Regions from separate parts of the Homo sapiens genome. Here region 1 is linked to region 2. A link is a contact called in ENCODE Hi-C or POLR2A ChIA-PET data. All regions are on one chromosome and are shown on one strand. The core of a region is the stretch at or near the end of the contact, and the rest is flanking DNA. Distances in the headings are between cores, read along the strand shown. Region 1 overlaps MAPK1 (mitogen-activated protein kinase 1). Region 2 holds the start of PPM1F-AS1 (PPM1F antisense RNA 1).

What was found. Hi-C counts contacts between places; a loop is a spot of excess contacts on that map. ChIA-PET counts read pairs that join two places held with the same protein, here RNA polymerase II (POLR2A). Pooled maps may share reads with other maps.
Region 1: a pooled map shows a loop between it and region 2 (4-fold over the local background). The contact joins the enhancer-like site here to the promoter of PPM1F-AS1 in region 2. A Hi-C loop is called at or near these places in 1 of 168 maps with a recorded cell type or tissue (K562) and 6 of 50 pooled maps. POLR2A ChIA-PET finds 5 or more read pairs at or near these places in 4 of 52 experiments (H1, K562, MCF 10A and 1 more).

What each region holds. Positions count from the first base shown.
Region 1 is chr22:21,834,457-21,840,556 of GRCh38, forward strand. The region is part of intron 1 of MAPK1 (mitogen-activated protein kinase 1); the gene reads right to left. Among named protein-coding and RNA genes, the nearest start is that of MAPK1, 30 kb to the right of the region's middle. RefSeq lists a silencer at 3,604-3,811. Within about 2 kb of position 3,679, at least 7 of the 41 ENCODE cell types and tissues checked have a DNase peak (open chromatin) inside an H3K27ac peak, as active enhancers do.
Region 2 is chr22:21,936,612-21,943,235 of GRCh38, forward strand. It overlaps PPM1F-AS1 (PPM1F antisense RNA 1), which reads left to right and starts at 1,626. Exons shown (of 2, transcript NR_147620.1): 1 at 1,626-3,002; 2 at 4,491-6,624. It overlaps PPM1F (protein phosphatase, Mg2+/Mn2+ dependent 1F), which reads right to left. Exons shown (of 8, transcript NM_014634.4): 3 at 2,921-3,069. RefSeq lists enhancers at 1,243-2,049, 2,050-2,857, 2,858-3,664 and a silencer at 1,601-1,760.

The DNA of each region.
Region 1 (6,100 bases), core at 2,429-4,928, 100 kb before region 2:
CCAGGGAGGCAGAGGCTGCAGTGAGCCAAGATCGCGCTACTGCACTCCAGCCTGGGCGACAGAGCGAGACTCTGTCTCAAAACAAAACAACAACAAAAACAAAAAACAAAAAACTCTATCTATCTATCTATCTATCTATCTATCTATCTATCTATCTGCATGCTAATTTTTAGAACATGATAACTACATAGGACTTTAAAATAGTTAAAAGTCCTACCATAGAGTCGAGGTGACTTAGCCAGTCACCCAAAAACAGAGCTAGGATTAACCCTTATTCATTCTTCTGAATTCTATGTTCTTTCCATTATACAAGAATGTGCCCAGAAAATCCTACACAACAGAACTCTGGGAAGAGCTAAGCTGAGAAATGGTACAGAATGCTGCCTTCAAAACCCAAGAAAATAAACACATTATAAACAAAGAACAAAGATAAGACTCAACTGCAAGGAACACAGCAAGCAAATTTTAAAGGGCAGCCCAGGAAGGAGCTGAGAGTGTTAAGTACAAACCATCAAGGCTCAAGAGAAAAGGAGATGGCTTCACAGAATCAAAAACCCACAAGAAGTCAGGCATGATGGCTCGCACCTGTAATCCCAGCATTTGGGGAAGCTGACGCAGATGGATGGCTTGCCCCTACCAGTTTCAGACCAGCCTGGGCAACACAGAAAGCAGTCTCCATCAACACGAAACATTTTAAAAATTAGCTGGGTGTGATGGCTCCTGCCTGTAGTCCCAGCTACTCGAGAGGCTGAACTGAGGGAGGAAGGGACCCAGAATCACCCAGCTATGATCACTGCAGTCTAGCCTGTGCAACAGAGACCCTGTCTCTAAAACTAACTAAAGAAATAAATAGCAGGAAGAAGTAAAAAGAAAGATCTAGGATGCAGGAAGAGAATGAGAAGACACATACCCGGACCCAGCCAAAAAAATAAAAATCAACAATGATTACTCTCGAAATTGATGTTATGAAATCAATGCCAAACAGTAATACATAAATAAATAAATCCTGATACAAAATAGTAAAATGCATGCAGAAATGTAAGCAAACAAGAGTGCAAAAGAATACCTGCACACTCAGAGTCAAGTAGGGCTGGTTCTACATTGTTAAAGGACACAGAGGCTGGCTGCTACACGCTGGGGGAGGGAAGAAATGGAGAGTGACTGCTCATGGGAATGGGGTTGCTTTTTGAGGTAATAAAATGTTCTGGGATTAGACAGTGGTGGTGGTTCCAAAACTTTGTGAATATATACTGAAAACAACTAAATTATATTCTTTTTAAAGGTGAAGTTTTTCTTTTCTCTGGTAGGTAAATTATGTCCAAAAAAAAAAAAAAAAAAAGCATGGTCCCTTCAAACAAAAATCCCTTTTCTCAGATCATTATTTCAGGAGCTAACACTTAAAAGAGAGATCCCTTCACTCTGGAAAGCTGACAGTAATCAAAACAGGGCATGAAAGCCTGGAGCAGGGAGACAGATCAGCTCTGGGAGTTGGGATGGGGAAGAAGAGAGAAATGGCATCTTGATGATACTTTTTATCCTGGCCAACCCACTTCACCAGCGAAAAGCTGATAAGCACTCAAGACAGAGGCCCTACACTAAAGAATTTAAAAGTATACAGGCCGGGTGTAGCAATTTGTACCTGTAATCCCAGCACTTTGGGAGGCTGAGGCAGGCAGATCACTTGAGGTCAGGAGTTCGAGACCAGGCTGGCCAACACAGAAAAACCCAGTCTCTACTAAAAATACAAAAATTAGCCAGGTGTGGTGGTACATGCCTGTAGTCCCAGCTACCTGGGAGGCTGAGGCAGGATAATCACTTGAACCCAGGAGGCGGAGGTTGCAGTGAGCCAAGATTGTGCCACCACACTCCAGCCTGGGCGACAGAGTGAGACTCAAACAAACAAACAAACAAAAACAAAAACAGAACTTAAAAGTATACATCTGGGGGGAGAAAAAAAATGTAGGGGTGGACGTGGTGGCTCATGCCTGTAATCCCAGCACTTTGGGAAGCTGACGCTGTGGATCCCTTGAGCCCAGAAGTTCGAGATCAGCCCTGGGCAATATGGAGAAACCCAGTGTCTACAAAAAATACAAAAAAATTATCTGTAGCCGGGTGTGGTGGCACGCGTCCGTAATCCCAGCTACTCAGGAGGCTGAGGCAGGAGAATCGCTTGAATCCAGGAGGCAAGAGGTTGCAGTGCGCCGAGATCGCGCCACTGCACTCCTGCCTGGACGACAGAGCGAGACTCCGTCTCAAAAAAAAAAATTATCTGGGGTGATGGTGTGCGCCTGTGGTCCCAGCCACTTGGGGGGCTGAGGTGGTAGAATCACCTGAGCCCAGGAGATCGAGGCTGCAGTGAGCCATGATCATGCCATTGCACTCTAGCCTGGGCAACAAAGTGAGGCTGTCTCTAAAAAGTTAAAAATAAATTAAAACTAAAATGAGGGCCAGGTGTGGTAGCTCACGCCTGCAATCCCAGCACTCTGGGAGGCCAAGGTGGGAGGATCGCTTGAGTCCAGGAGTTCGAGACCAGCCTTGGCAACATAGTGAGACCCTGTCTCTTGAAAATAAAATAAAAAATTTAAAAATTTTTAAAAACTGAAAAAATGAAGCAATATAAATGCCCAACAAATGGGGGCAACAGTTATATAAATAACCTGTTTTTAATAAAATTTAACATTATGTTGATGTTACATGTTGGAGTCAGATACATAGAAAAAGGAAAAAATAGGACACAATAGTATGGGATAATCATTACGTAGGTTTAAAAAAACAAAAGAATCCTTGCTGAGAACAGGTCTGGCAGAGCAAAGTGAGCTTTAGCCTGAAGTGGGAGGGAGAAAGTAAAACAGTGGGCAGGGCTCTGGAGGAAAGAAGGATGGTAGTGCTTCAAAGGGAAGCAGAAGTTTTGGCTTTGTTTTATTTTTAGGACAGAAGAGTGATCAGCCCCTAGGAATTTGGATGAGATCATCCAGAGAGTGTGTATGGGACACAGAGGGCCCAAGAACTAAGAACAAAGAGTCAAAGACTTGGGAAAACCAGAGGTGTCTCAGCAAAGTAGTAGATGTAACTTTTTAAAAAGGAAATGGCTTATAACATCAAGTGCTCCAGAAAAAATCAAAATCTTTTGATTTTCCAGGGAGAATGGCAAAAAAAGGGGAAAAAGAATCTTTGGTGAGGAAGGCCTTCAGGAAAAAGCAACCAGTCCAGAAAGATCAAAATCAAGAAAGACTGTACATAGAGTGTGCACACCATCAGTTCAGAGTGCAAGAGTGGGGGTAGGGGGCTAAAGTCTGGCTCTCGTGGGCAGAAGAGGTGGGCACAGAAAGCAGAGCAAGCAGCACGAACCATTCCCGAGAGAGCCTGACTATGAAGGGGAGAGAACAAATGGCACTTGTCTCACAGACTCTGGGGCAGTGCCCAGGAAATTAAATTTAGGACTATATATCAATTTAAAAGTACTGGATAGAGTAACGAAAGTGATGTTTTCAGTAAGTGTTGTACAGCAGAAGGCTTGTTTTTGTTGATTTTAAAAATCTTTCATGGGAGATTGGAGAGATGCTGGTAAAAAAAAATACAGCATTAAAATAAAATCTTTCACTATAAAACTAGCTAGTACGGCCAGGAGTGGTGACTCACACCTGTAATCCCAGCACTTTGGGAGGCTGAGGCGGGGTGGATCACCTGAGGTGAGGAGTTCAAGACCAGCCTGGCCAACATCGTGAAACCCCATCTCTACTAAAAATACAAAAATTAGCCAGGCCGTGGTGGTTCATGCCTGTAATTCCAGCTACTTGGGAGGCGGAGACAGAATTGCTTGAACCCGGGAGGCGGAGGTTGCAGTGAGCTGAGATCGCACCACTGCACTCCAGCCCGGGCGACAGAGCAAGACTCGGTCTCAAAAAAATAAAATAATTAATTTTTTAAAATGCTAGTGTAACTTCAGAAAACTTAGAATATGATTTTAAATAAAAATAATAACTAAACTAAAAAAGCAAATCCTGTATAAGCCCTTAGTTACTTGGGAAGTCATTTAAAAGTTAAGCCCATATCATCTCAAATTCCAAAACTTATTGCAAGGTAAATAATCAAAAGGGTGGTGCTGGCACAAAGAAAAAAGATATAGATTGATGGGACAGAAATGAAAATCTAGAAATAAACCCATCTATGGTCAACTGATTTTTGACAAGGGTGCCAACACCACTCAGTGGGGAAAGGAAAAGACTATCCTTTCCCTTCAACAAATGATGCTGGTACAACTAGACAGCCATGTGCAAATGAATAAAGCTGGATCCTTACACTTCACAATATACAATGGCTCAAACACTTAAATGTAAGAGCTAGAACAATAAAACTCTACAAAGAAACATAGGGATAAATCTTCAGGGTAAACCCTGAAAATCTGGCAATGGATTCTTACATATATGACATGACAGGCATAAACAACAAAAGAAAAAAATAGATAAATTGGACTTGACCAAAATTTAACAACTTTGTGCTTCAAAGGACACTAGAAAGAAAATGAAAAGACAACTCACAGAATGAGAGAAAAATATTTGCATATCATGTATTTGATAAGGAATCTGTATCTAGAATGTATAAAGAACTTTTAAAACTCAATCACAGGAGCTGGGTGTGGTGGCTCATGCCTGTAATCTCAGCACTTTGTGAGGCTGAAGTGGGAGGATCACCTGAAGTCAGGAGTTTGAGACCAGCCTGGCCAACGTGGTGAAACCTCATCTCTACTAAAAATACAAAAATTAGCTGGGCGTGGTGGTGGGTGCCTGTAATCACGGCTACTCGCGAGGCTGAGGCAGGATAATCGCCTGAACCTGGGAAGCAGAGGTTGCGGTGAGCTGAGATCGCACCACTGCACTCCAGCCTGGGCAACAGAGTGAGAGTGTGTCTCAAAAACAAAAACAAAACAAACAAAAAAACTCAATAATAGGCCAGGCATGGTGGCTCATGCCTGTAATCCTAGCACTTTGAGAGACTGAGATGGGAGGACTGCTTGAGCCCAGGAATTTGAGACCAGTGTGGGCAACATGGCAAGTCCCTGTCTCTACAAAAAATTAAAAATTAGCCAGATATGGTGGTGCATGCCTGTGATCCCAGCTACTTGGGAGGCTAATGCAGGAGGACTGCTTGAGCCCAGGAGTTCAAGGCTGCAACGAGCCGTGATCACACCACTGCACTGCAGCCTGGATGACAGAGTGAGACCCTGTCTCTAACAAAACATAATTAAAAGATCAATACTTCAATTTATGTTCAAGTGGTTAAACACAGAATTACCATATGACCTGGCAAATGAAAACCATGACCACATAGAAACTTGTACACAAATGTTCGTAGCAGCATTATTCATAATAATCAAAAGGTGGAAACAAACCAAAGCTCCATCAACTGATAGACAAGCAAAAGGTGGTGTATCCACACAATGGAATATTATTCAGCCATAAAAATGGAATGAAGTACTGATAAATGCTACAACATGGATGAACCTTGAAACATGCTAAGTGAAAGAAGCCACACATGTGATGCCATTTATACAAAATGTCCAGATAGGCAAATCTATACAGATAGAAATTAGATTGGTAGTTACTTTACACTGAAAAAGAAGGGGAGAGAGAGAGAGAGAGTAAATAGCTAAAGGATACAGGATTGGTTTCTTTCTTTCTTTTTTGACACAGGGTCTCGCTTTGTTGGCCAGGATAGAGTGCAGTCGCGTGGTCACAGGTTACTATAGCCTTGACCTAGGCTCAAGCAATTCTCCTGCCTCACCCTCCCAAGTAGCTGGAACCTCAGGGCCATGCCACAATTCCTGGCTAACTTTTAAATTTTTTGTAGAAACAAGGTTTCACTATTTTACCCAGGCTGGTCTCAAACTCCTAGGCTCAAGTGATACTCCTGCCTATACCTACCAAAGTGCTGAAATTACAGGTGTGAGCCACTGTATCCAGTCAAGGGTTTCTTGTTGAGGTGATTATTCTAAAAATTGACTTTGATGGTTATTAAACATATCTGTGTATATATTTTAAAAAGCTACCCTGGGAGGCCAAGGTGGGCAGATCACGAGGTCAAGATCGAGACCATCCTGGCC
Region 2 (6,624 bases), core at 376-2,875:
TGTGTATTCTCACTCTCTTCCTCCCTCCCTCTCATCGCTCAATCTGAGCTGTGAGGATGCTCAAGCAGCGCCACGGAGAGTCCACATGGGACGGGACCAGGGCCTCCTGTCAGTGGCCGTGTGTTGAAACCACCGTGGAAGCAGGCCCTCCAGCCCAGCCAGCAACCATGTCACCACAACCCAGTAAGAGACCCTGGACCAGAACCAGCTAAGCTGCTCCCAGATTCCAGACCCACAGAAACTGGGAGAATAAATGTCTGTTGTTTTAAGCCACTACATTTGGGGCAATTTGTTATGTAGCAACAAATAATATAAGCCACAATACTCATTTGAAAAGAAAAAATACCCAAATCCTACCTAAGCTTGGCTTCTCAAGAAAAGATCAACCAGTAACAGGCCCAAAGGAAACCATGGGGGCTCTGGCTTCAGGGACTCATGTCACTTCAATGCACAAACTCTCCTGGAACTCCTGCCAGCCCAGGTGCATGTGGCAAGCATGGTGAATCAGGGCCAGTCAGCCGAGGGCAGGAGTTGAGTGTCACAGGCCACACCCAAAGGACATGGGGAACTGAGAGGAGGAAAGAGCTCCTGCCTAAAGGCGGAGGCTGTGGAAGAAAAGGAGAAGGGCTGAGGCCAGAGGGGGCCACCGAGGAAGAACCATGAACGCGAGGGCTTATGCACGCAGGAGGTCACAGAAAGACAGGTTCTTGGGAATCCATGCATCAAGGCAGGGGTGGGGGCATCCAGAGCCAGCTGCTGCCGCCATGGCCAACACAGGGGCCTATTCAAGCATTTGGCAAGAACTGGGGACTGGCAAGGCTATGGGTGAAGGAGGGGCCTGAGAACTCATTCAGGCAGGCCCAGCTCAGGGAAGGCAGCTCCACACAAGTTTGGCCAGTGGATCCCCTGCAAACCAGCAGGAAACCCCCCTCGTCCTGCCAGTCCTTGTAGCGCTGCCTCCTCTTCCTCTCGTCTGAGGGCCACTGTGCCCAGAAAACTGCCCCTAAATGCCATGGACTCCTCCTCACTCCCTCTGGAAACTGTGGGCTCCTGGTGCTTACCAGGCCTGAGCTCGGGCTGGGGGAGACTCCGGCCGCCGCTGTGGCTCACGGTCTCGCCCCGGGTGCTACTGCTATTTCCAACAGCCGCTTAGCCTAGACTCTGCTCAGGAAAGGCCAGCGGCTGAGGCAGTGCTGCCCAGCCCACGGACTCCCCATGCCAAGGGCTGCAGCCCCGCAACCTCGCTTCTGGATTCTTCGCTGATCCAGTCACCGGGGAGGGGCTGACTGGCAGCCACACAGAGGTTTCAGCCACTCGCTGCTCTTCAGTGGCAATTCTTATAATACAATCCCCACTCTGACGCAATTTTGTAAGAATGGCTTGGAGTCCAAAAACTTGACTACATTCTACTTCCGTGACAGGGAGAGCATGATCAAGGCCGCTAGGCAGGCCTGCATGCGAGGCACTCTGACAGACGGGGAAGCAAGGGCAGGCGAGACTTCCTTCTAGCTGCGCCCTCCCTCCTTCCCAGGCCTGCAGGAGCCCCGAGCGTAGGACTGGGCTGGTGCCGGCGCAGCAACGCTCCTTCTCACCGGCAGGTGGCGCTGTCTCCCGCGTGGACGGACAGAGACCCATCAGGCGGGGAGGGCCTGGGCGGTGGCGGCGCCCCCTTGGTGGGGCCGCAGAGCGGAGGAGCAGCAGCTGCCACCGGCCGGAAGCCTGCTGGCTCGGCCGAGAACAATGGCCGCCTGTCACTGTGGACAGCTGTCTCCCAGGCTAAGGCAAGGCTGCGCTCCCAGGGAATGCGGGCAGGGAGCCAGGGCGGAGGGCAGAGGACGAGAGCGAGGAGGAGAGCGCGGGCACCCACTGATGCTGGCGGCCTCGGGTATTCGCTTTCTCTCTCTTCTCCCACCTTGTTCCTTTTCCCCGGATGCACGCATGCACTAGTAATGCCGAATTTAGAACAACAGGGAAAGGAAAGGAAATGGCAAAGGAAGGGAAAGGAAATGGCCGACAGGAAATGGCAAGGAAGGGAAAATCCACTGCAACTCTGCTGCCTGCTGGCCTGTCCAGGGACAACTATTCAGCTGGGTGGGACGTTGCTACCCCCTTGTGGCACCCCTGCTGCAGCCTGCGATTCTTACGCCCTGTATTTCTGGTCTAACATCAACCAACACTTTGGCGAAATATAATAAAATGAAATTACTAGGAGAATGAAAGAAAGTCACATGAAATAAAAGCCCTGCTTTTTAATGATTATATCCTCTGTGAAATGGATCTGCAGCCCTCTCCATTTCTGGGTTCCCCTGGCCACACCATGCTTATGGCTGTCCCAGGAGCAGGCTGACAGACAAGCTTCCACCAGCATCTAACCATGGGGCTCATGGACACCGTAGAGCGTCTCCACCCAACAGAATCCTGACTTGGGGGCAGCTGAGGCAGGGGGCCCGAGCGTTGAGGGGACCACGCTGCTGCCCCGAGACCTGCTGGCATGCCACCTGGCCAACCCTGACTTCGCCTGCCCGGGCGCATGTTAACTGAGTTACAACACTGAGGGCACTTGAACCTGGCTGCATGACCAGAGATCGATCACCTGTGAGATCCTCTGTGAAACGGGATAAGCATCTTTAATTTCCTGGGCTGTTCTGGAACTTCAGTCAGACAGGACACAGGAGGGTGTCTGCACCACCCACCCCTGCCTCGTGGGCTGACTGGGAACTATATGACCTGTGGAGGGCTGTGACCGCCACCCTCCACCTCACTGGGGCCGCAAGCCTTCTCTGCTCCTTGATTCTGCTGCCGTTGTGAGCGAGGGCCCCAGCACCCTTAGGGACCCCAATCAATGGGCTTCCCACAATGTCGTCACCCTTTGTTGCCTGCTAAGCAGCCCTGGGGCCACCTCAGAAGAAACAGAACTCACAGGTCACAGGGGCCTTTTCCTCCTCGTCATCGTCCTCCTCCTCTTCTTCTTCCTCCCTGGGCAACTTCCTGAATTCGGAAAGGTCTGTCTGTAGCAGCTGTGAAACTGCTTCGTGGGCCAGAGCAGCAGCAAGTGGTGGCGGGGCCTTCCTAGGGATGAGGAGGGGGAAGTGAGGGGCAGCCCCCAGCAGGAGACCACACCTAGCCCCCCTTCCCCAACTGTCAGCCCACATGCTGAGGGGTCACGGCCAGCAGGGCGGCCCCTGTCCTCAGGGAGCTGGGACAGGAAGGTCACAGGACAGCAAAGGCAGACGCACAACCATCTGGTGGGGAGCTGGACCATACTTGAGCCTGCGGCTAGTTGGGAGGGGGCTGTTGATGGGCAAGTAAACTGCCTGACATCCATGCTGATGATGGCTCCTGGCCACAGGAGGGCAGAGGAATCACCCATGCCAGCTGGGGACCCTGGGGGGTGGGGAGTGTTCTGGGTTGAATTGTGTCCCCCCTAAATTCATACACTGAGGCCCTAACCCCCAGTACCTCAGAATGGAGCTCATTTGGAAACAGGGTCATTACAGATGGAATTAGTTAAGATGACGTCATGCTGGAGCAGGCTGGGCCCCTACTCCAATGACTGATGTCTCTATGAAAAAGGGAATTTGGGCCGGGTGCGGTGGCTCACATCTGTAATCCCAGTACTTTGGGAGGCCAAGGCAGGTAGATCACGAGGTCAGGAGTTTGAGACCAGCCTGGCCAACATGGTAAAACCTCATCTCTACTAAAAATACAAAAATTAGCCGGGTGTGGTGGCGCATGCCTGTAGTTCCAGCTACTCAGGAGGCTGAGGCAGAAGAATTGCTTGAACCTGGGAGGTGGAGGTTGCAGTGAGCCAAGATTGTGCCACTGCACTCCAGCCTAGGCGACAGAGCAAGATGCTGTCTCCAAAAAAAAAAAACAGGTTGGGGGAGGAATTTGGACACAGACACACACACACAGAGAGAATGCCAGGGGAACATGAGGCAGAGACCTGGGGGATGAACCTACAAGCCAGGGAATGCCAAGGGTTGCCCACAAACCACCAGAAGGAGCCAGTTCTGTCAATATCCTGATCTCAGATGACAGCCTCCAGCACCATGAAGCACACTTCTGTTGTTTAAGCTGCTGGGTCTGTGGTCATTTGTACAGCAGCTCCAGGAAGCTGATCCTGGGGTGTGGGACCCATGGGCACACTCAGCAGAGGAAGTGGCTGTGCGTGGTCCACAAGGTCCCTGGGCGGATGGGGCCATAGGAGCTGCCGGGGTGAGGGGCTGTGGGAACAGGGCAGGCCAAGCTTTATGCTAACAGGGAAGCACTGCCATTGGTCTGTGTTTTATTTATTTATTTTTAGAGACAGGGTCTTGCTCTGTCTCCCAGGCTGGAGCACAGCTGTGCAATCATGGCTCGCTGCAGCCTCAAACCCCTGGGCTCAAGAGATCCTCTCACCTCAGACTCCAGAGTAGTTAGGGCTACAGGCAGTAGTTAGGGCTACAGACATCACCATGTCCAGCTAATCTGTAAATTTTTTTGTACAGGTGGGGTTTTGCTATGTTGTCCAGGCTGGTCTTGAACTCCTGCCCTCAAGTGATCCTCCCATCTCAGCCTCCCAAAGCCCTGGGATAATGGCGTGAGCCGCCACACCTGGCCGCCTTTGGTCTGTTTGAAGAGGGACATGGCATGATCAGATGGGGCTTTTAGGCCTCTCTGACCCTGGTGTGGAGGGTGGGCTGGCAAGAAGGGGACGACTGTCTAAAGGAGAGAGTCTAAGACCTGGGCTGGGCAGGGCCATGGTGACAAACAGGAGCAGACAGAGTCGGGCAGTATAAATGGAGGGGCAGGGACAGTGTTGAAGTTTCTATTCTGAGCAACTAGAAGGCTCGTGGTACAGTTAATTACCCTGATGGGGATGGAAGAGTCAGGCAGGGGATGGGCAATGGGCTCTGTTTCCACAGCGACTTGTGTTCCACGGAGGTCAAGAGGCCTGAGGGCCTGCAAGAACATGGTCTGGGCAGGAGATGGAGCTGCGGAATGAATGAGGATAGGGGGCTGAGTCCCACAGGGCCAGAGCATGGCTAGCAAAGTGGGGATGACTCCAGGAGTGGCCTTCTGGGTGCCACGAAGGAAATGTTTTAAGAAGTGAGATTGGGTCACTGCTTTCAATGTCATAGAACAGAGCTGAGCAGTTGAGGAGGCGTAGTGGGTAGAAAGGGAGGTCGCAGCAGGCTGAAAGCAAACCGACAGGAGGGTTAGCGTCTTTTAGCAGGTAGGCAGGGCAGAAGAGAGCCACGGGGCAGATCAGGGAAAGAAACACTGAAGCCATCTGTGGCTGAGAAGGAGGGCAGTGGGGAGGAGTGTCTAAAATTCTGAGCCATCCCTGGCTTTTCTGGGCAGAAGGGGTCGCTCCCTCAGTGGCCCTATGGCCTCTAACATGCATTTTGACCCCTGGAATCTGCCTTCTCACCCAGTGGGGGCCCTGGAAGCTGGACAACACACATTCACCCCTGTGTGCCTGTCCCTGAGAGTGGGGGTCAGGGGAGCATGCCTGGGGTGGCGAGGTGATTCTGCACTGGGCCGACACTCCCGGCTTTAACTGGAAGGCGAGGACCTTCCAACAGCACAGGCTGACAGGTCTTGTTCCATGGGGGCTGGGCACCCAAGGTATCTACTGATGGTCTGAGGAATCTACCGGGATGGATTCCTGATTTTTTTTTTTTTTTTTCTGAGACGGAGTTTCGCTCTAGTTGCCCAGGCTGGAGTGCAATGGCGTGATCTCAGCTCACCACAACCTCCACCTCTCGGGTTCAAGTGATTCTCCTGCCTCAGCCTCCTGAGTAGCTGGGATTACAGGCATGAGCCACCATGCTCAGCAGATTCGTGATTTTTAAAATGAAAGGGTGACTCATGGGAGAAGCCTCTGGAACTGCCTTTGAAAAACAACCAGCCAAGACATGAGAAATTAGTTCCTCTGCCATTTGGGGGTTTCCTGCCAACTGCTGGGTTTTCCTTTTGCACAGCAGGGAGGAAGGACGCCTGTTTCCCTTGGTCCCGGTGAGGCCAGGCCTCAGCTTCCTGCCCACCCGCCACTGCTGCTGGGGCAGGGAGGCAGTTTCCGGCTGTGGGGACCCAGACAATGCCTGGCCAAGGGCCACCATCGTCCTCTTCCTGGACACAGCTCCCGCCTCATCCCAGGGTCTGGCCTGGGACACGCCCTAGAGGCCCTCAGCCCTGAGTCACTGCACCATGCAGATCCACCCTGATTCTGGTCCCTGCAGAGCAGGCTCCTACACAAGGCAAGAAGATGCTCCAGGGACAAGCCAAGGTGTATGCAAGGCCCAGGTGCCTGAGAAACACGTCTCACCGACCTTGGGGCAGGGGCTGTTACAAGAGGCTTATAGTCTAGTGGCAGAGACAAAAACCACACTCAAATCATTAGTGTACGGTATGCACTGCTCAGGGACTCAAATATGTGACAGGAGGCTCCAAACAAGAGCGGAGACAAGGCGTAAATAGCCCCCTGTGGACTGGATGTTCTGACTCCTGGATGGCCTCCAGAAGGATGCCTTTTACGGTCTGTGAAAGAGCTCAGGGACCAAGATGCTCAAAGCCCTTCATGCCCAAGAGCCCCTCCTCAGGCTGGGACACGGGAAGCAGAGCTCGGAGGTGGAACTC